Regions from separate parts of the Homo sapiens genome. Here regions 1 and 2 are each linked to region 3. The links are chromatin loops, found by intact Hi-C in ENCODE. Cell type or tissue: heart right ventricle. All regions are shown on one strand.

Region 1 (8,000 bases), 750 kb before region 3:
TGAGCCGAGATCGTGCCATTGCACTCCAGCCCGGGTGACAAGAGTGAAACTCCATCTCAAAACAAACAAACAAACAAACAAAGAAGTCAGAAAGATTTAATTTCAAAGGCCAGGTAGCCATTTAATAGCTGCGCAAATTCTTAGGCAAGTTACTAACTCCTCTGATACACAGGTTAAGGATAAAATGAGAGAGGAATCTAAAGCACCAGGCTTAAAATTGTTTAAGCATCTTCCCACTCTGCTGTTCATCTCCTTTTCTGGAATTTCCCATGTATCCCTGTTGTCCTCTCTCCAACCCTCAGCTCTACCCCACCTGAACACCTGAGGATACCAGAAATGGCCAAGGCAGAGTGGGTTCGGGTTTTCCTCTGAAATTTAGGTAAATCAGTGAACTCACCTCTCTCTCATGATCACTTTTGGGGGAGCTCAGATGTTGCTTGTGTCAGTGAACCAGCACTGAGTTCCAGACTCTGAAGCACTAGGCCCTGGGTCAGGCCCTAAGGCTAGAGAAGGGATGAGTTCCCTGCCCCGGAGCATCCCACTGCTCTGCCTTCTAACAGCAGACTAAAGCTTTTGGAGGTCTGGCTCAATGAGTGATCTTGCTGCCCTTCCACAGACGTAGAGGGGACGTACACAGATGGGCCCTTTGGTAGCCCAGATTTCATCAGGGCAGTTAAAATCAGCATACTCCTAGCCTCAGAGACAGTAGCCACCTGCATGGCACGTTGGAAATTGGTTAGTTTAGATAAGAGTTGAGTTGTTCCTTCTGGTCAGACAGTTGAATTTCATGACTATAACTCAGGTGTGTGTCCTGGAGAATTTTTCAGATAGACGTCATCTCTGGCTTACATAGTGGTCAAGAGAAGAGGGGAGGGGCCCCTCTGTATCATAGATTAGCTGGTTGGAGACAGCTGGTAGACACATTATTATTTTATTCTGAAGGCACAGGATATTTGCAAAGTTTACTTCAGGCACCAAACACTAATTTGAAATATATATATGTTTAAGAATGCCATAAAATAGCAGTAATTTTTATAGCTCTAAGTTATGTTGTTGTTCTTTAGCCTTCCGTCTTTGTTATAAACTGCACTTTAGAGATGTGTCATAATATTTGCCTTTCCACTCCTTTTAATGGGTTGGGATATTTTGGAATCAATTACACAGTGCTTTTGTTTCTCACATTAAATTTACCACCAGTTATTCCCTTAAATATTTTGAATACTGAAAATAATTTCTTAGGTGACATTAATTATGATGCACCTCCCTACTGAGCTATTCTTCCCTGGCAATATTAATGATAGTGTTTCAGCATTCCTGACTGGCTCTGTCATTAATCCTTCATAAATACCAGCCCCAATTAGTGTGCACAAGTGAAATCAGTTGAGCAGTGAAATGTGTGTGCCACAAATAGAGGATAGATGCTGTGTCTGTCCCTTGAGGAACAACTGAACTTGTCAGCTGTCAAATCTGAATTCTTAATAGTTCTTGTGTAAAAATGCATTCTTTGATTTTTTTTTTCATTTTACAAAGTAATTTGTAACCACAGTTGGTGGTGATGTCTGTTTGTAAAGTCTTATCCTTTGATTTCTTTGCATTCTGTTAAATCAGAAAATCCTTTCTAGATTCAAAGATAATATGCTGTTAATGTGTCTGCTTGTACTGTTTCTACCTTTGTGTCTTCCTTGACCCTTCCTTGTTTTTCTTTCTCTTCTCTCTCCTTCTCTCTTCCTTCCCTTCTTTCTCCCTCCCTTCCTCTCTCTTCTACCCACCATTCTTTCCTTTCTTTATGTTCTGCGTACCCTTTCTGTGTTTTGGACTGCATTACCAGAAGGCAGGAACGAGACTGTTTACTTGAGTATGTTTACTTGGGCGTGAACTGGGATGCCCTCTGCCTGGTCATTTGGTGTTGTAGAGTGCCAGAAAGCCCTGCACATGTAGGTTATCTGTGCGTATCTGTTGATGAATAAAATTTTTCATAAAACACAATTTTTGAAATGTGTTAACAGAGAGCAGTATTTAAATTAGCAAACATCTCGGACACATGTGCTTCTTCTCCTTGGGTCTCCCATCCAGAAAATGGCCGTTCATTTGGTTAAGATGTGCCGGGAGGGCCTCAGCATCATGCTTGGTGTGCACTCCCAGTTAGGGACCCAGGATTATTTATTTTCAAATTAAGATACTTTTAAAAATGAAAGAGGAGGTATTGATGATTACTCGGACAAGAGCTGGAAGCCAGAACTACCCTAGGCAAATGGTAGGATCTCCAGATACAATATAGGACACACAGTTAAATCTTAAATGTAAATTTAACTGTGCCTCCTGTATTTTTATTTGCTGAATCTGGCAACCTTATTTGTAGTCATAAACACATGAGCCATGCTCCCTGCCAGTGCGGAGCGTCTAGTCTAGTAAGCATAACTCCAGGTTACTGTCCTCAGGCACTATGCTGATGATCTAACATGTCACAACAGGATTCACAGGTTAATAACATCCCCAAGGTCAGACAGGTAGGACATGGTATGGGGAACAAGGGATCAGGACCTGGACCAGAAATCCAGCTGCCTACAAAGCCCTTGTTTTCTCTGTGATACCCTCCTCCCTGACCAGCATTGTGGCAGCAAGGAGCTTCTTTTGCGGGCTTTTAAGAGATTCTGCAGGGAAGTTAAGAGCCCTCAACATGATTTCTCCACTGCTAGATTTTCCAGGCAGCAGGAGGCAACCAGCTGTTTTCACTGTATCAAACCCAAAACATGTCAGGCAGAAAAAATGTCAAGTCATTTTGAAAAATGTCTGAAGCATAATGTGCTTGACAGGGGTGAAATAGCATTGGCCATAGTCACGTAATTACTACCTCAGTGTTTGTTTACCATGCAGCCCTTTCTTCTTCCACTTGAATTAAATCAATCTGAGCAACAATGTGGCTTTATAAAACCCAGGGCTCGGCTGCACACAACAGTTAGACTTTCTCAGGTTCTTCGTAAGCGTGAAACTTGCCAGGTTGACTAAGCAACTTAACAGTTTCTTCCATGTTCATATCTTTAGACTAAACTCAGACAGACTTATTGAATTAAAGTAAATGAAGGTCACCTATTTTTTTCTGCAAACAATAAATGTTAAGATAGGATGAGGCACTGGGGGCCGAGATCTGATTTGAATTTAAGCTGCAGCCAGACACCATAATGTGACCATCCACTAGATGTCGCTGATGATTCGCACCAGTGCAGCTGCAAGTCCATTTATGGATGTTAAAAAAAGTCTTTAAAAATGTTGGGCCAGAGTTAAAAAATCTGGAACTTTGATATATTTCTTTTTTTTTTTTTCACCTTTTACTTTTAAATATCTTCTTTGTGTCCACCCAAATGGGCCTTATTTCTGCTATCAACGATCTCTTTCTACCTTTCAAAATTTAGCAAAAAACAAATTAAAGAGGGTAACAAAAATCTGCCTTATTTAAACCATCTCACTCTTTGTGTATGTTGCCTTTCTTCCAATATTTTTGTGAAACTCCTCAGATGTCATTTCCTTGATGCATTGGGTTAGTCTGTATTAACATAATTTATCTAGTTACTGTAGTGTTCCTACATCCGATGAAGTTGATTTTCCTTTTTACAGATTTATGCTTGATTTATTGTGAGGAAGGAAAAATCTGTCTTACCATTGGGGCTTTGCCCTTGACACTAGTAGAGATCAGATGCCTGTTGTAGCCCAAGGAGGGTGAATCTTTGGTCAGCCCTTATGGCTTAAAGACCCAAGCTGGTGGGATGTACCTGGAGGAAGATGCGATGGTTTGGGATGGGGATTATAAAGCCAGCCCTCTCTGGTATATGGAATAAATTCTCAGTTGGGCAACAACAAAAGCAGAAAGACTGGCAGCTGCTATAGATTTCCACTCTTAATGAGCTACATTTTTTTCCCCCAGAGCATGGCTAATATGGGATAGGATCCTCAAATTTAAAAAAGGAATGTTAAAAGGGAGCAAGATTAGCTTTAATCAACTAAAAAAAAATCATAAAACTAAATTGCAGAAAAACTTGAGACCCATGGAAAGTTCTCTTGTAAATATTATAATGGCAAGCAGTTTTTTTCCTTTCCTTTCCATTTCTTTTCTCCTTGTTTCCTTTATTTCTTTCTTTCTTCTCTCGTAATTTTCAAATGGCAAACCACCTGATTTGGGGAGGAGGGACTGGGTAGGTGAGTGTGTCTGTGATTGTGAATTTCGGCTAGATCCTGTTTTCACAGGAGAATGCTGGTATTTGTAGTACCCTCTTTAAGAGTGGTCATAAGCTTCTCAGCTGTGGCTGAGGAGCCGTTCAGTGAGAGTTGAAAAGACTGGTAGATTTCCTAGGGGTTATATCATGATGGTGCTCTGTAGACAACTGGACTGCGAATAGCACTTTGCCAGACTCTACTCAAGTCCCATGCCTACCCTTGGTACCCAGCAATATGAAGCCCCCTAAAATGTGAAGTACTTGTCTTTTGCCACAGATTTTTCTCGGATGTTGGAATAGCATTCACTTGAGGTAATTTCTGTTTCATTTTATTTTTGAGGTAATTTTTAAATAGCCTTCTATGGATTTCATTATACTGCAGAAAATTTAACATCCGTGAAATAAGAATAACGTAATCATAAGAGGGTTAGATTTCCCAGTCATTGGGAAGAAAAGGCTCTAATTCCCTGATGATAATCTGACAATCTGTTTAGAGCAATAGGGAATGAATGCCCTATAAATGTGTACTTGACTATATTGGAGATGGAAATTGGAAAAAATGCAGCATCAAAACACAAAACACTTTCTGAGTTCCACCATAGTATGAATTAATCATATTTAATGCTAATTATGTCCTTGCTGCGCAACTACTTTCTATGTAAATTGTGGGAAAATGTGAAAACATTTACAAGCCCCAAGCAAGTTTTACAATGAGCTTATATATGCGGATTTGTTATTTATTTGCTAGGTGTCTCTTTCAATCCAAATTATTCTGTGCAGATTTATCAAAATGTTGTGTTGCTATTTTTTACTTTCAAAAACATTACTGATATGTTCCCTCCCCTTCAATCAAAGTGTTAAAAATATTGAGGTTGGGTCAGTAATACAGCTTTCATTGAGTTGTTGAGCTTGTTCAGAATTCTCTATGCGGATATTATGAAGATTGCCCATGGATTATTTGGCTTTTGTGATTTATAACTCTTTGTCTCCAGAACTGACAGTTGGAATTTATACCATCAAGTAACCAGTTTTATATCTTTGATTAAAGTTTTCAACTCAACACATGCAGAAATTGGCTTAATCCTGGACGTGATTTGGTTGCTTGATGGGTTTTGGGTATTCTGGATCCTTTGGATATGTCTAGGGTCTCCCCTGCACTAAGCTCCAAACCACTTGTATCCATGAGTCTCTTCCAGACCTGCAATGACTTTGACTTTTAGACTACAGTTAATGCCTTAAATATATGAAGATTCTGTCATTGGAGGGTTCCTCTACATTTTTTGATTATTAAGGAAATTTGCTTGACAACTAATTCTTTAGTGCAATAACTGATAACAGTTGACCCTTAAACAACACAGGGGCTTAGGGGCGCTGACTCCTGCACAGTAAATAATTTGAGTATAATTTTTGACTCCCCAAAAACTTAACTACTACTAGTCTCCTTTTGACCAGAAGCCTTACCAATAAACATAAACAGTCGATTAACACATATTTTGTGTGTTATATGTAGTATATACCATATTCTTAGAATAGATTAGCTAGAGAAAAGAAAATGTACTAAGAAAAATCATAAGGGGCCTGGTGCGGTGGCTCACGGCTGTAATCCCAGCACTTTGGGAGGCTGAGGTGGGTGGATCATGAGGTCAGGGGATTGAGACCATCCTGGCTAACATGGTGAAACCCCGTCTCTACTAAAAATACAAAAATTAGCCAGGTGCAATGGCAGGCGCCTGTAATCCCAGCTACTCAGGAGGCTGAGGCAGGAAAATCGCTTGAATCCAGGTGGCCGAGGTTGCAGTGAGCTGAGATTGTGTACAGCCTGGGTGACAGAGTGAGACTCCGTCTCAAAAAAAAAAAAAGAAAAAAGAAAAATCATAAAGAAGATAAAATATAATATAGAATATATTTGCTATTAAATGAAAGTGGATCAATCATAAAGGTTTTCATCCTCATTGTCTTCACATTGAGTAGGCTGATTAGGAGGAAGAGGAAGGCTTGTTCTTGCTGTCTTGGGTGTGGCAGAGGTGGAAGAAAATCCACATATAAGTGGACCTGCTCAGTTCAAACCCACGTTGTTTAAGGGTCAACTGTATATATGTATATTTTTAAAATTTTATGGTTATGAAAATATGGCTTTATTTTTATTTATTTTAGACAGTCTCGCTGTGTTGCCCAGGCTGGAGTGCAATGGCGTGATCTTGGCTCACTGCAACCTCCATCTCCTGGGCGGATTCTTGTGCCTTAGCCTCCAGAGTAGCTGGGATTATAAGTGGTGCCATCATGCCTGGCTAATTTTTGTATTTTTAGTAGAGACGGGGTTTCAGCTGTGTTGGCCAGGATGGTCTCGAACTCCTGTCCTCAAGTGAACCACCTGCCTCAGCCTCCCAAAGTGCCGGGATTACAGGCATGAGCCACCACACCTGGCCGACTTTATAGCTATATTAAAATATACATTTCTAGCTTTATCAAAATATGAACTTATAAAATGCATTGATAAAATTGGTTGTTTAAACCTAATGTCCATTCACAGAGGCTCCTTAGATAAATTTCAGCCATCAAAACCATAAGGGTCTATCTGTGGCTGTAATGGTGGAAAAAATATACATGACTGTGTTTTCAGGCAACACGAAAAAAATCAAAACTGCAGAATGCTTTGTATTTTTGTGGTCTCATTTTCATAAATGTGTGTGTTCATAGATATACATCTAAAAGCCTGTAAATCATCAGAATAATAGGATTATAGCTATCTCAACATTCTGATCCTTCTGAACCTTCTAATTTTTATATTATTTTTATTATCAGAAAATAAACTCTTTTCTGTCTGGGATAAACAATGATCTTGTTATTATTATTATTTCAGATCTCTCGACTCACTGTGTGTTTTCAGATGGTGTTATCAATATATAACTAGAGCAAAAAAATGCAGATGTGTTTCTGTAATGAGGTGAATTCTAGAATACAATGTTTTTCTCCAAAATATTTTAATTCATTTTAAAGAAAGAGGAAACGAAAAACATGCTCTTTCCCTAATTATCTGTGATTTTTTTTCCCTTGAAAGCAAAAGTACTGACATCGCATTCTAAGTGTTCAGTGCCAGCGGACCCAGTTGATGTGTTTCTCCCCACCCAGGCTTGGTTAGGATTCTGTTAAGGTATTATTGAAACACTACAAACACATTAAGAATGTGAGGCTTTCAGCATATGCATATTGCTGCTGCTCTGTATATAGATTTTTTTCTTTTCTAAATCCCTGCAGGCATTAATTTTAAGAAAGCCTACTGGATTCAGTGTATTTTAATTAAAATACAAAATGAATATGGAGTAAAGGTTGGCACTTTGGTCAGTTTCCCTAATATGCTGTCTGCATTGTATCTTCTGAGTTCCAATCTCCATGTGTTTAAATGAAGACCCAGGATGACTGGGTCTTGGTTTGATGTCATGGTCTTTTTCACCATGCCTTTTGCGTGGGTCAAAAAAAAATTAAGTGGTGGAATTATTTTTTTAAAAAATTCAAAAGTTTTAAATTTGGGTAGGCTAACACATTTTAATCAGAATATTATGGAGATGATGTTATGATTCCAAGCAAAAAATGAACACACATCTACTTGCCAAATGAATAATAAAATGACTCTGTTGAGCTCAACATTCCAACGCTGGAGGTTGGAAGAGGGAGGAGTGCAGCTAGCTCATTTGGGACCATGAGTGTTGCTTATTGCAGCTATGACTGGAGGGGGATTTATGTACTTGTCCAATGTCTAGGTCTCTTTCCAGTGTAGACTCTATCAGGATGGAG
Region 2 (8,000 bases), 1.2 Mb before region 3:
TGTCTTTATTTTGCCTTCATTTTTAAAGGATATTTTTACTGGATATAGATTTCTGGGTTGACAGGGTTTTTTCTTACAGCATTTAAATTATGTTCTATCATGTTCCAACCTCCATTATTTGTGATGAGAAGTCCATGATCATAAATTGTTGCTTTGTCTTACTGCTTTAAGATTTTCTGTATCCTTGATTTTCAGCAGTGTGAGTAAATGTATGTAGGTGTGGTGTTTTCAAAAAAATATTTGTTCCTGCTTGGAGTTTGCAGGATCTTCTTGAACCTATACACTTATTTCATTCACCAAATTTGAGGAAATTTTGACTGTTACTTCTTCAAATGTTTTTTTTTCTGCCCTATTCTCTTTCCTCATCTTCTAAAACTCCAATTACACATATGTTAGACCTTTTGATATTATCACACAGTTCCTTGTGACTCTGAGTACTTTTTTAAATCTTTATCTCTCTGTTATTTAGGTTAGATATTTCTTTTATTCTCTCATCCTTTTCACTTAAACTTTAAAAAAATTCATTCTGTGGCTGGGCATGGTGGCTCATGCCTGTAATCCCAGCACTTCGGGAGGTTGAGGTGGGCAGATCACTTGAATTCAGGAGTTCGAGACCAGCCTGGGTAACATGGTGAAACCCTGTCTCTACTAAAAATACAAAAATCAGCTGGGCATGTTGGCACACGCCTATAGTCCTAGCTACTCAGGAGGCTGAGGTGGGAGAATTGCTTGAACCTGAGAGGTGGAGGCTGCAGTGAGCCAAGATTGTGCCACTGCACTCCAGCCTGGGCAACAGAGCAAGAGTCCGTCTAAAAAATAATTAATAAAAAAATTCATTCTGCTGTTAAACACAATGAATTTTTTTTTACTTCAGATATTTTTACTTCTAGAATTTCTGTTTGATTATTTTTTAATGATTTTTGCTTCTCTGCTGAGATCCTCCATTTATCTTTGATTTGAAGCGTATTTTTTTTCTTCCTTGAATGAAGTTATAATAGCTGCTTTAAAATCTTTCTCTGCTAACTCCAATATCTGGGTCACATCAAGATTGTTCTTTTCAGGCTCTGGGCTGAGCTGGGCTTAGCTCCTCACTATGGGTTAATCTCAGATCTGTTCCATATGTGTTCATTCTGAGGCCCAGGATAAGGGGGCAGTTACTACTCAGCGAAAGCTCTTTTCATGCCCATGACAGTGAGAAAAGAGGATAAGCCCAAGCATGTAATTATATTTCAAGTCTTTACTTGCTTTATTTATTTATTTATTGAGACAAGGTCTCCACCCAGGCTGGAGTTTAATGGTGCAATCATGGCTTACTGCAGCCTTTACCTCCTGGGCTCAAGTGATTCTCCTATCTCAGCCTCTCAAGTAGCTGGACTATAGGTGTACACCAACATACCTAGCTCATTTAAATTTTTTTTTTTTTTTTTTTTTTTTTTTTTGTAGCGACACAGTCTCACTATGTTGCCTAGGCTAGTCTCTTAACTCCTGGGCTCAAGTAATCCTCCTGTCTTGGCCTCGCAAAGTGCTGGGATTATAGGTATGAGCCACCGCACCCAGCCCATTTTGCCTCTTTTAGGTCTGGGTTCAAACATGTTATGAAATGGTTGCTAAGTGCAGATGATTTAAGTTCTTGAGTTTTCTGGCTTTCTTGTCAAATGTCCTGGGAACCTTCTCCAGGAAGACTTGTGAGACATCTGTTTGTGAGACCATCATGTCTATTCCTCAGTCGCCTAAAGTAGGAGGGGGCGGGCTTTTCTGATTTGATTTTATTAAAAAAGGGCTCAGTTGAGTAGTTTGGACATGGCAAAATGTACTGAGGAAGATTTTTTAAAAATTACCCCGGCGTACTTAAAGCCAGAACCTGAGCAAGACTATAGGGGTATGTGACACAACAATAAATAAATATTTGGCCTTTGTCCCTGGGTTCCTGGTACACAGCTCCTAAAATCCTTGGACTCTCTGCAGTGATAAGAGTGTATTTTTCTTGGTGATGAGATTACTGGTGGCTGGGGGTCCCTAGATAACTGCAGGACGAAGGCTGGCCACCAGAAACACCAAAGTGTGATTAGAGGGTTGGAACTTTTTCAGCCCCAGCCCCAGATCTCCAGGCAGGGGAAGGCAGCTGGAGATTGAGTTCAATCACCAATGGCTAATGACTTAATCAATCATGCCAAATAATGGAACCTTCATAAAGCCCCTAAACAATGGGGGTCAGAGAGCTTCCAGGTTGATGAGTACATCTAGTATGGGAGGTTGGCACACGCCAACTCTGTGAGACAGAACTCTTGTGCTCGGGACCCTCCTGAATCTTTCCTTATATACCTTTTCATCTTGCTGTTCGTTTGTATCCTTTATAATAAGCCAGCAATAGTGAGTAGAGCACTCTCTTGAGTTCTGTGAGTCATTGTAGCAGATTATCAAACATAAGGAGGGAGTTGTAGAATTCCCTTGAATTTATAGTCGGTCAGTCAGAAGTACCAGTGCAACTGGAATTTGAAGTGGGGGCAGTGTTGTGGGATGGAGCTCTTAACTTGTGGGATCTGATGCTAACTCCAGTAGAGAGTGTCAGAATTGAATTGAGTTGTAGGCACCCAGCTGATGGTGGAAGGTTGGAGAAGTGGTGTTGGAAAAGACATCATGCATTTGGTGTCAGAAGTGTTGTCAATGTAAACAGTTGGAAGGGTGACAAAGGTGTCTTGAATTCTTCCTACCTTTCTTTGCATTTAATTCCCATCTCTCTTCTCTCAGGCCCTAATCTTCTCTCTGCAACTGCGTTTGATCCATTTTCATCAGGGTCTAGATCTCAGCTAGTTGCTGCAGCCATACAAGAAACTCTAGAGTCATGTAACTTGATCCAGTATACAACTTCACCATCTGGATTCCTTAATAAATAGTCAGTTGATCTCAGCTTTAATTCACCTTCCTTCCTTAGAATGTTAGCAAGGCCTAAACATTACCCAGGTGAGGGTCATTTGCACTTAGTTTATATCATTAAGGGTTGCCGAAAGTTGTCAAGTTCCAAAGGAATGAGCTACAAAATGGCGAAAATCTGGGCATTGATACAGACAAGAAAGGAAACATTTGTGGGGTAGAAAAGTCTTTTCACTTTCCTTAGTGTCAGACTAGGCTGTTCCCTATCCTGCACATCCTTAAGCCACCCTGGACAACCCTGCTACTACTTGCCTTAAGGGACATAGTCATTTAAGACTTGAATGGTCATCTTCAGGCTTCTCTCAGGACTGAAAACAAATGTCATCGATATAGAGGAAGTGTTTTGGATAGAACAGGGTTTATTAATTTCTTACCTCTCCGCCACATTCAGGTCACAACGGTTTTAAAAGGAAACAAAGCTAAACTTATTATCAGCAATGGTGGAGACATGAAGGAGCTTTTACACTGGAACTGGTGGCTCTACCCACTCAAAAGTGAAGGTTATCTTCAGGGAAGTAGAATCACCCAACATACCATTTTTTCAGGTGCCTGCCTGGGTGCTATGCTTCTTCTCCCACTAGGTGTCACCACAGTACACAGTAAAGAAGGGAAATGAAAGGCTGCATCTGAAAAGCTTCTAGACTAGAGAAATGGTTGCGTTTAGGTTAGCAGCAAATTGGGCATAATTAGTTTATTTAATAAACTGTATCTTTAAGATATGAAAATCTCATATAATCAGGCTAGAAAGTAAATCACCTCATTCATTCACTCTCTTAAAATGCTATCAGTCCTGGAACCCAAACAGAGAGGAGCTTAAAGTCATTTGCCCTATCTGTAAAACACGCGGCTGGATTAAATCAGCTGATGACCCTGCACAGCTGAGTGGATCTCACCCCTCAGGATAGTAAATCTCTTTGTTGAGAGGTCGGATTACTGCTAGATCTCTTTATCACCAGAGCTGAGCTCTCGCGGCTGCTGAGGATTAGACATGATCCTCCTCCATCCACACCACTTTAGCATCCTTCCTCCCACAGGCCCCTTTGTGGTCACTCTTCTGTGAAGGTGAAGATAAGATGCCGGAGATAACGAAGGAGGGAATGTGGCAGCCTTTCCAGCATCTCATTTCCAACACCCCAGTTGACAAGCTGTCCCATCAGCAGTGAAAAAGATCCTTATTCTCTGAACATCCAGCCTCCGGGGGCCAGGCCTCTGTATATCAACTCCATCTCAAATCTAATTTAGGATTTAGGGATGCTTGGTGGAAGGCGAAGCACAGCTAATCTGACGTATCACACAGGGTGAGTGATGTGCACTTGTGGATAGTATCTAAATCCAATGATGCGCAGCTCCACGGCGCTGATCCTTTCCATCTTCATGACAGACCCCCAGTGTGCCACCGTCTAACTTCCTGTGGATAATAGTTACATCTGGGAGTCAGGAAGCTGGTGGCTCAGGATCCCCTCTTGTGTTCTGTTCTTTGACAAAGACAAGATGCCACTGACATCTGGCCTTCCTTTTGGTGCAAGGTTTAAAGTTTCATTTCAGATAGGTCAGCAGAGATGGCTGTAAAACTGTCCTGAGAGTTTGTAAGCTCTCAGAGAGAGAATTGGAAGTTAGCCACCATCATTAGCATCAAGCAGGATTTATAAATTAATCCTCTGCATCCAACTCAGGGTGGGTCTCACATTTTTTTTACCCTACATAGAACACCTCCCTACATACCTCTAAATGAAATCAACCAGGCTTGCTGCATACAGTTGTGTACAACACTAGGAGGTGCCATTTATATAATTGCCCACAGAACCATAGGCAGTGCCTGGGTAGCACTCCAACATATAAACCAGATAAAAGCAGCGTTCTGTTAACATAAAAATGTACATTCCAATTTTGAAATTTTATTTAACAGCCAATCAAGGGAAATACCTTTTTGGTGAAAATAAAAATTTGAAATCATGAGTTATCGTTGAAAGTTGCCCTTTTATCAGTGTTTGCATCTGAGATTATGCAGTTAAGCAAGTGGAATCTTAGGAACACTCTTTTTTCTTTTTTCTTTTTTTTTTCTGGAGACAGATTCTTGCTCTGTTGCCCAGGCTGGAGTGCAGAGGTGTGATTTCAGCTCACTGCCACCTCCACCTCCTGGTTTCAAGTGATTCTTGTGCCTCAACTCCCCGAATAGCTGGGATTACAGGCATGCGCCACCATGCCTGGCTAATTTTTGTATTTTTAGTAGAGATGGCGTTTCACCATATTGGCCAGGCTGGTCTTGAACTCCTGGGCTCAAGTGATCTGCCGGCCTCATCCTCCCAAAGTGCTGGGATTACAGGTGTGAGCCACTGTGGCTGGCTTAGGAACACTTTAATCAAACAGATCCAGACACTCATAAATGCACAGTTTAGAAATGGGATAGTCTTTGTGGAGGGGAAGAAGGCAATATCTATCAAATGCACATTCTGTTTAACCCAGCAATTCTACCTCTATGATGTTATCAGATCTATTCTCAACTATGAAAAATGATCTGTAGACTGAGTTATTTATTGCTGCATTGTTTGTGCAGCAAAATACTGGAAACAACCTAAATGTCCGATAGAGGACAGATTACACAATGGAATACTTGGCAGTTCTCATAGGAAAGAGAAAGCTCTCTATTGTTAATATGAAATGGTCTCCAGACCCTGGGCTCCATGAACAGAGCAAGGTGCAGAAATGTGTGAATAATATGCACACCTTGAGTGTATGTGTAGGGGGGTGGTGTGTATATTGATCTATCTGTTTGCAAATGCATAAGAAACCTCTGGACAGATACCCAAGAAACTAATAGCACTGCTTGCTTCCAGGACGAGATACCGACTGGTATGGTCAAGGACAGGGGACACTTATTGGATAAGATATCTTTTGTACCTTTTGAATTTTGAATCACATGAATATATTATCTATCCAAATAACAATAATAATATGGTAGTCTCCACTTCTCTGAGGGGGATATGTTTCAAGTCCCCCAGTGGATGCCCGAGACCCGGCATAGTACCGAACCCGACTTACACTTTTTTTTTTTTTAATCTGATAATCGAGGCAGCTACTAAGTGACTAATGGGCAGGGAACATATTCAGTGAGGATGTGCTGGACAAAAAGCGATGATTCACATCCTGGGAGGGAGGAAGTGAGATGGATTTCATCCCACTACTCAGAATGGCCTGCAATTTAAAACTTATGAATTATTTCTGGAATTTTCCATTTAATATTTTCAGACCATGGTTAACCATGAATAGCTGAAACCATGGAAAGTGAAACCTCAGATAAGGAGGGACTACTGTAATAATAATAATGATAAAAATTAATAACCAGATCCCCCCACCAAAAAGAAAAACCATCCTGAACAGATGAAAATCACGGTAGCAATCTAAAATACGAAATACTCACGGTGTAGCTGGCCCATGGCTAATTTCCTTTGGTGTTGCAGCTACATACCAGGATCAGCTCACTACGGCTAAGACAGTGTCATACTTATTGGCTGTGTGACCTAGGGCAAATTTACTTAACTTCTCTGTGCCTCAGTTCTCTTTTCAGTAAATGATGATAAATCCTACTTCAAAAGGTTATTGACAAGACTGGATGAGTTAGTACCTGTTAAGTTGAAATGTTTAAAAAGAACACAACAGAACAAAACCCCCGCTGAGCCCTGGCATTAATTGTGGTGCACATGGGCTACAGCAGTATGATTGATAAGTAAGAGAATATAAGTATAGCCTTTGACACACAGTAGGCACTTAATAAACATTAACTCCCTCCCCACTCATACTTAATTGGGCTGTCAGGGCTTCATAGACCCTTTCTGAGCAGACTAGAAACTAATTTGCTACTGAGTGTATTTGTGATCTCTACATTTCAGTCTGCAGGTGGACCCTTTGAGCTGTCTTAGACTGGGTCAGGGTGCTTTTAAAATGAAGAATCTGTTTGGCTCCGTTATTTTCATGTCGGTTTCTTAGGTTTGTCTAAGTAAACATTTTCATATATTTTGGTCCACATTTTTTATGGATTAAATTGTTGCAGTGGAAATGCATCGTGATGTGAAATGCGAAACTTGTCGCTATGACTTCAGGCATAAATTAAGGAAAGGCATGAGGCAATTATATGAATAATTCTTATAAATACAGAAACAAAACAAAAAATTAATTGCCAACATTTTTAGCATGTTAGGGGTCTTGCCAAACACTTTACAAGCCTTAGCTTTAACTCTTTGTGTGAGTTATCATGATCAGCTCCCGTTTACACACGGAAGCAGGCAAGTTGCCCAAGGTTACAAGGTAGTAAATGGCACAGATGGGATTGAAATCCAAACCTGGATAATTTCAGGCCCCAAGTTTTGTATATATATCTATCATCTTCTCTGAGGCAGATCATTACAAAACCAAATTTATAAGCCTTAAACAGAAATTGCTAATTGATTTTATGATACAGTTTTCCAATTGAGGAAGCGACTGTAGTTTGTTTCATGTTAATATATGTTAGGGTCCTTATAAGCATTGTCTTAAAATAATTCTTACATTAACTCTCTGAGTTAGGGATTGTCCTCATCCTTCAGGTAAGAAACCAAGACTCAGAGAAGTTAGGTAACTTGCTCAAGGTCACACAACAAGTGAGGAAGAAAGAAGGCATTTAAGCCCAGGTCTGTCTACTTCCGTGGGGCTCAGACCTGTAGTTCTATAAGAATGTCTCTTCAGAACCTTTTCTTATTTCTTTCTCAACTCCCCCTGCTGGGGCATGAGTTGAAAGGAAGTTCTATGCAAGGGCCTCAAAAGTGGTCTCATGGATTCTGTTTCTCCTGGTCAAATACCCATGTAACTCAAAATAAAAAACACTTTCACATTAAGATGAGATAAATCTCTGTCTCTCTGTATCTAAATTCTATCTACTTTCTCTCTATCTGATAAAATATTTCTCATTAGAATATGCATTTGTGGGTGGGGTGTGGTGGCTCATGGCTATAGTACCAATGCTTTGAGAGGCCAAGGAGGGAGGCTCTCTTGAGGCCAGGAGTTTGAGACCACCCTGGGCAACATAGTGAGGCCCT
Region 3 (8,000 bases):
AGAGTTCTTTTACTCCTGTATTTTGACAACAAGAAAGAAAATGTAGATCCTTGTAATACTTACTTCAATCTTATTGTCTTATACCTTCCCTAAACCCTGAAGTTACACTGGAACCACCCCAGCCCCCAACACATACACTCACACACACAGCACGCACTCGCAAAACACACACATGCATGTATACCCAACATACACACCCTACATGCACACATTTGCATGCCCTTGCTGTGTTCTGAAGATGGCACTTTGCTTTCCCCCCTCCTTTTTCACTTGATGTTTTATTGTGGAGATTGACCTAGTTTTTCCCACCCTCTATGTCAGATTCAGTCATCCTGCTGATGGTGGCTAAGAGATAGAAATGGAGGCGGTACCCATAGGATTCTCTCTACTAGGCTAGGGGAAAAGATGAGCCTGGGAATACTCCTCAATCCATTTATCCTATTGCATGAGTATCATTACAGGCAGATGAGAAATCTGCCTGCTTAAAGACAGAATTTTCTGATCCCTTGGAGAAAAGAAAATTAAAACTGTTGTTCTTCTTTCCATTAGACTGTGAGCTCCACAGTAGGTGGCCCTGGGCCCAGTGATCTGCACCTCACTAGGACTTAAACCTTGCCTCATACTTAGCACAAAATCTCCTAGAAGGCATTATTTATTGGGTAGTTACTATGTACAGCTAAGTAATTTATATGTATTAATTAAATTTTGCTTCAATCCATATCATTGCAGAGTATAAGTTCTAACATAATACTAAGAGCACTCTTAAATAGTTACCTAGTTCTTACCAAGCACTGTTCTGAGTTAACAAATATTACCTCATTTGATCCTCACAGAAGCACCATGAGGCAGATCCCATTATTATCCCTGATTTACAGTGGGACAAGCCCAGAGAGGCTCTGTTGCTTGGCACGTTTGCAGCCTGTAAGTGATGGGAGCTTGCGGGGATCCAATCCAGCTCACAGTCCCTGGCCTCAGCTAATGTTAGCCTGTCTCTCATGGTATTGTGTGTCAGAACACATTCCTTGGATCTAGACATTTTGACCTGACATTTGACTCTGCATTTCTAGCTATATGAGCTGGGGCCACTTACTTAACTCATTCAAACCTTAGTTTCCTCAACTTGGCCGGGTGTGGTGGCTCACGCCTGTAATCCCAGCACACTGAGAGGCCAAGGCGAGTTGATTGCTTGAGGTCAGGAGTTCAAGACCTGCCTGGCCAACATGGTGAAACCCCATCTCTTGACTAAAATACAAAAATTAGCTGGGTGTGGTGGCACGTGCCTGAAGTCTCAGCTACTTGGGAGGCTGAGGCACGAGAATAGCTTGAACCCGGGAGGTGGAGGTTGCAGTGAGCCTAGATTGTGCCACTGCACTCCAACCTGGGTGACAGAGCAAGACTCCATCTCAAAAACAAAACAAAACAAAAAACAAACAAACAAAAAAACACCAAACCTTTGTTTCTTCAACTGGACAAGAAGCTAATTGTGATTCTAAATTCAAAAGTTGCTGTGATGACTAAGTTAATACATCTTTCTAGAATAATCCCTGGCATGAATTAAATCTTCATGAATATAGCTATTACTATTATCACCTTTTTGCAGATGAGAAAACAGGACCAGAGAGGTTAGTTCACTTGCCCAAGGTCACACAGCTCATCAGTGGTAGATATAAAGTGGAAATCCAGGTTGGTCTGTCTTTTCTCCTGTGGACGAGAGGCAGTCTAACACACCTTGTCACTATATTTTTCTTGAGCTCCAGACTGTGAAAGCACAGTAAATTTTTTTTCATCGTTCATTTCTTGTAAGCAACTACCACTCCTGGGTAGATCCAGCTCCCAAGGACACTGGACAATGAAGGAAGTATATTTCCAAATCTGCAAATCATCAACAGAATTAAATCTAAATGTCACATTACATCCTGTCTGATATCTGGTCTTCCCTAAACAGACATAAAACTAAAATCTGTTTGGACTGCTTTGCCATTTTCCAAAGCATTTCCCAGACTCTTTCTTCTATCCTGCCTTCAAAGTCCTGCATTAGCCCCTCTCCCTCAAGGGCAGCTTGGCATGGGCTATGGTTCAACACATGTGGTCTTCAGTCTACTTTTGCGAGACAGGTTTCCTTAGGCATTCTCTGCAACATATGAAGCTCCAGAGGGCTGAAACTCAAGTGCAGGAAGCCAAGGCTCTGAGGGGCACGTGCAGCTCATGAAGTAGGTGGCCGATGCGAGCAAAGGTATGTCCACCCTGCCTCACAAACTCCAGATTGCACAACTAGGAACTGGAAGGAGATAAACTGAGCCCAAATGAAAGGAGCCCTTTATTGAATTTAGTGGAGTAAATTAATCTAATCTTACCTCCCCTAAAAGTGAGATGGATTAAATTCTCAATTGCTTCAAATTAATCTCTAAATTGCCTCAAGAACATATTTTATAAATAAGAAATTCATGGTGCATTACACAGAAAGCAAGAGATGTTAAAAAAATCAAACTGGCATTTTTGTATATCTTTGATTTTTTTGTTGATGTCTGTCTTAATCTGCTGCTATAACAGAATACATGAGACTGGGTAACTTATAAAGAAAATAAATGTACTCGGCTCATGGTTCTGGAGGCTGAGAAGTCCAAGATCAAGGGGCCTTATCTGATGAGGGCCTTCTTGCTGTGTCATCCCATGGCAGATGGGCAAAGAGAGGGTGAGAGAGAAGGGGCCAAACTCATCCTTTGATCAGGAGCTTACTCCCACAATAATTAACCCACTCCCATGAAAATGACATTAATTTATTCACAAAGGCAGAGCCCTCATGACCTAATCACCTCTTAGTGGTCTCACCTCTCAGCACTGTTACATTAGGGATTAAATTTCCAACACATGAATTTTGGGGGACACATTCAAACCATAGTAATATCAGAAAAAATGGCCATAGTTTCCAACAAAGTTATCTGACATTATTTTGGTAAAAGTTTTCTGGCTCAGAGCGATTGTTTTTTCCATTGAGTAAAATTTCAGTGACACTCTATTTGCATAAAATTATTCATAAATACCATCTGTTTATCAATTAAAATGAAAAATACTGTTGTTACTAGATTAGAGTATTTGATTTTGATAAGACATGTAATGTATACACTGTCTAGAGGCTAGGAATATATCTATGTGATTTCTGCACTCAGAAATCAGGGCCATAATAAAGAAGATCACCTTGGCAAGCTCCACAGTATGGTTTTTATTAGTATTTCCTATGTTTGTGGTATAGAAGGAAAATACATCTATGCCTACAAATCGAATCTCATTGACCTAAAATATTGCTTGCTTATTAAAAAGTCCAAATTAAAACAAAACAAATTGAATTTACAGACAATTTTCTCAGTCATAGATTGATTCTGCCTTATTTTTCTTATTTGATGTGTGTTTTAACAAACCATTTAAAATTCCTAACACTATTAAGATGTCTTTTTACGTGCCTGTGACATTACCTGGGAGAATTCAGCTACATGAACATGAAGCTCTAATATTTTATAATTCAAGAATCCAAAAACAATTTTTTTCCTAAAAACAACCAAAAAGGGCATATTTTAAGAATAAATAAATAAAAATATCAGTGCATCATTGGGATATTTTATGTTAAAGCTAGCCATGGCAGATCTTTCTGTGATGTTAATAATTGGTTTCTGATATATCTTGTGTGTGTGTGTGTGTTTTTTTAACTCATTTTCTTGTATCTAAAATAAACTTATTTAAGACACAAATGTCCTGCTTAAGCTTAGGCACTTTGGGTGTTTTGAGTCAAACGTTGCATTATCAAATATTATTTCTCTACATCTCTGATAGTTCAATATATTTTTAAAATTACCTTCCTTGTCTCAGAGAGAAAACTCTTTCTCCTTACATTCCAACAATTGTTCTGTGAAAGCTCAGTGTTCACTGGAGACAGGATAAGGGTTTCTGATAGATCGACCTGGCTTGTACCCAGCACTGCAGGCTCTTGCCTGCACTGCTGGGACCTAGGGCTGGTAGAGCTGTAACTGCACAGAGAAGACTGCCTGCTTCTTATAGGTTGGTTGTCGCTGTCTGGAAGAGTTTAGCGCTGCTCTGCATCTTCTGCCTCACCTGAAATCCTACGTGTATCCTATGCCGTTCCTATGAAACCAGTTTAGAACACCAAACATACCACCCACAGTTTAACCCTTTTTGGCACTCTTAGAAGCCCAAGCACAGAGTTCGGAGAAATGTGAGCACCTGTATGAAGAGAAGATGGGTACAAAGGAATGAGTGGGGGTTCCTCTTCACCATCCCTAAAACTGTGGCAGTATTTAGCAGCATCATTGATGAGGCTGGTCTCAGAACTGTGCAAACATCTGCCCTGCCTGGCCTCTCAATGAAAAAGCTTCTACCTCTTAACAGGTATTTCCACCAACTCGCTGGCCACCTCCCTGTTACAGGTTAGTAAACTGATCAAGCCTTTTATTTGAAAACATGAGGAGACACCTCCTTAGTTAAATAATAAAGAAAAGTCAAGATACCAAACACATGCCGAGGAATGAAATAGCTACATCAGCATAACAGATTCTGAGGCAGCATTAGATTCTTTCTGGGCATGTACGCAGTTTCAATTGAGTGTTCATTTTCCCTGCCACTCAATTTTCCATCCTGAGTTAAATGTCTAAAGGTAGAAGACAGACAAAGATGATTTCCCAAGGTTGCTTCCAGCTTCTAGATCTTGGTGCCTAGAGTTTAAATTATTTTGTTCTTAAAGTGGAACAGCTTATTTCTAAAACATTAAATGTATGATACAGCAGAAGAGTTAATAGTCCTTGAATTTATTACCTCCTTCCCCCTTTCAAGAAATATCTGACATTCTCTTCCAGAGCAGGGGTAATAACCTCATTCCTCTCAGGATCCACAGTGCTAGGCTTAAAGTGGGGGTCTAGCATATTCTGAACTGACTTGAAATCACACATTTGGATCACTTAATAGTTAAGTTCCTACAAACGTTTGGCATCCAAAGAGGGCCGAGGATACATCTTCGAAACAGATTATTTTTAAACTATGTGGATCTATGCATCCTGATGCAGATAGATCTCCAAGAGATCTTGAGGAAAAGAAAGTGTGGAACAATACTTTCTTCATATGATTCAGATTATGTTGTTTAAAAGAGAAGCAACCCCAAACTATGTGTTTCTTTAGGTCTGTATCTCTGGATGCAGATGTATTAGAAAAACAGCAACAAAAGGAATGCTATCCAACGCACTGACGGCAGCCTCTAGGAGAGGATGGACTTGGAACTTCATCTGACCTTTGTATTTTTAACAACCAAAACTTATTAATTCAGGACTTGCGTTCCTAAAAGTAAGCAAAACGAAAAAAGGAGGTATAACAAATTTCTTATCACCAAGAGAATTCAGAAAAAATCAGCAGATAGGTCAATGTTGCATAGTTTATGAAAGCAAGGTGGAAATGCATAAAATCAGAGTGCCGTGGAAAGGATAATGTTGGGGCATTTTTCAAATGCATCTTGTTCGAATGTACTCTGAAAGGTGGTATAAATTAGCAGAAAGTCACCCTAATGCACAGCAAATGCAAAGGCAGAGAGGCATTTGAAGGAGTCACTTATTTTAAAAACAAATCTTAAAGGAACACGTTTAAGCATAGAAGTTAACATAGATGTATAATTACACTGAAAAATAATTTTCATTTTTGAAATACATTTCCTTTTTGGAATTTAACAAACAGGTGAAAGAGATTTAGACTATAAAAGGAAAATTCGATTTAAGTTTTAAAAAGTTTGATGTTAATGGTTTTTGTGGGGATTTGAAAATTATCTAAAGATTTTGATGAAAATCTCTCCACATGAATATTTAACAAAACATCTACAAAGAGAAATTTTATGTTGGTTGAAAATGGAATTTTTCCACCCACTCTATCAATATCTTTTTTCTTTATGATTTTGTTTAATTAGTATATTATTTTATTGTGAAACATTTCATGGCCAGTACAGAAAATCAGAAAGTACAAAAAGCAAAAAGGAAAAAATGAAAATATTCATAATTTAACCAGAAATATCTATCTTGGATTATGTCTTTGGCTAACCCTCTTATGCATATATGTATTCATATTAAAAACGATATTTTTCAAAAACAATGTTAACTTAATGTATTGGAACATTTTTCATGCTATTGATTATTAAATATTTTAAAACTTGGGGACAAGAAGGCATCTTGTTTATCAAAGTTTTCTAGTTGAAAATTCACTCAATAAAAATCATTTGTGATCTCAAATCACTCACTTCATTTGATCCTCCCAAAATCTGGTGAGGGAGGAGGTGCAGGCACAATTGCAGGGAATGGAGCCAGAACTGTTAACATTCCTGGTGAGACAGCAAAGTCAGAGAGTGTCCACGAACTCCCCAAGTTCATACTCAGCTGGTGAGTAAAGGAGACGGGACCTGACCCCGGGCCTCCTAATAATAAATCCCAAATCCCACCTTCTGGACTATCACACTCACATGGCTTTCTCCCTTGTACCACTCAGGATTCTGCTCAAATGGAACCTCCTCAAAACCCCTTTCCTTTCTCATCTTGTTCCTTGCCGTCTCTGTGAGGACCATGACACTAAGTTGGTTTCCACCTGTAGCCTAGCACCAAGCACAGCATCCAGTATATAGTAAATGCTCAACAAAGGTTTGCTGATCGAACACCACACCATGGTGCCACTGGATCTCAACACGACCACAGTTTGGAGAGTTGTCAAAAGAGATGATGAACATAGGCTCTGACAAGCTAGCATATCTGTTTAGGTTAATCTGAGTAAACAGACTGAATCAATGTACTGGTTGGATTAAATTAAGTTCATTATTTTCATCTCTGGGGAAAATCAATAAAACAAAAGAAGATTATGCGAAGCAGATAAAACAACCATTATTGAACTAAAAACAAACCCCAAAATAACAGCAGTTGATTTTTTAAAAAAATTCTGTTTAGTGAAGAAGCAAAAAATTAATCAATACTTTTATACTATCTAAATAACCAGATGATAGGATAGCCAGACTCTTGTCACTTCCTAATCAGCTATTTCTATGTGTATGATAGAAAATATTGGAGTACATCTTTGCAGTTTGTTTATTATTAGTTACTGTCCTTTTTAAGAATGGACCAATAGGAAAGCCCCCTAGTGGCCAGTTACCGATTACATCGCTTTTTGGTTGGCACATTGAAATTTTTTAACTAAAAACAGTCCTGTACACGGCTGCATTTCTGTTTAAGCACTGTTTGTCAAAAGCACTTTTTTTAAGAAGCCAGCTTTTCTCACAAATGTCTAAAAGTTCTACATTTGAAACATTTAGTCTCTAAGAATTCTTTGTCTTTCTCATGTTTACAAGCATAAGTAGTTCCTATATAAAGCTAAAGGAGGGCAAAAACTGTATTTCTCTATCTTCTTGACTACTTGGTCTATTTTAAACGTTTTCTTTTTTCTAACTATTTTCCCCAGTAATATTCACCCAAAGAAATGTGCAGTCAGTCTCTACTAAAACTACAAAAAATTAGCCGGGCATGGTGGCGGGCGCCTGTGGTCCCAGCTACTTGGGAGGCTGAGGCAGGAGAATGGCGTGAACCCGGGAGGCAGAGCTTGCAGTGAGCCAAGATCGTGCCACTACACTCCAGCCTGGGTGACAGAGCAAGACTCCGTCTCAAAAAAAAAAAAAAAAAAAAAAAAAAGAAATGTGCAGTCACAGTATATTACTACACATTTCATACTGAAATGTCTTTATTAATTATAAAGTTAGTCTCCAACTTAAGTTAGTCTCACTAGAATAGTAGTATAGTTTTAAGTTGATACATTTGAAAATAATTTATTTGAATAACTTCATTTTCAAAAATACATATATAATTTGAATACTGTTGGGGTAAATGTGATGTCACCAGGAATTATAATACTGAAAGAAGTTAGTTCTCAAATCTTAAAAACAAAGCAACAAAATCTCAACTTACAGTTTTTGAAAATATAAG

Evidence for each region. Hi-C counts contacts between places; a loop is a spot of excess contacts. Peaks named below come from ENCODE experiments on the same cell type or tissue, not always from the same donor. Only the 100,000 strongest peaks of a DNase experiment are listed, where the experiment ranks them.
Region 1: a loop joins it to region 3, with 9 times the contacts of the local background. A loop is called at or near these places in 21 of 110 quality-filtered maps.
Region 2: a loop joins it to region 3, with 10 times the contacts of the local background. A loop is called at or near these places in 8 of 110 quality-filtered maps.

Annotation. Positions count from the first base shown.
Region 1 is chr3:54,425,274-54,433,273 of GRCh38, forward strand. The region is part of intron 4 of CACNA2D3 (calcium voltage-gated channel auxiliary subunit alpha2delta 3); the gene reads left to right. Among named protein-coding and RNA genes, the nearest start is that of ESRG, 210 kb to the right of the region's middle. In heart right ventricle, a CTCF peak has its summit at 3,198 (motif pointing right); a DNase peak (open chromatin) is centred at 3,198.
Region 2 is chr3:53,935,321-53,943,320 of GRCh38, forward strand. No RefSeq gene overlaps it. Among named protein-coding and RNA genes, the nearest start is that of SELENOK, 47 kb to the left of the region's middle. In heart right ventricle, CTCF peaks have their summits at 3,503 (motif pointing right) and 6,842; no DNase peak of the experiment used is centred here; H3K27me3 peaks cover 2,812 bases.
Region 3 is chr3:55,173,981-55,181,980 of GRCh38, forward strand. It overlaps LINC02017 (long intergenic non-protein coding RNA 2017), which reads left to right and starts at 4,192. Exons shown (of 3, transcript NR_147142.1): 1 at 4,192-4,436. All of the region lies in intron 2 of LOC124906243 (a long non-coding RNA gene), which reads right to left. In heart right ventricle, a CTCF peak has its summit at 7,166 (motif pointing left); no DNase peak of the experiment used is centred here; H3K27me3 peaks cover 1,476 bases.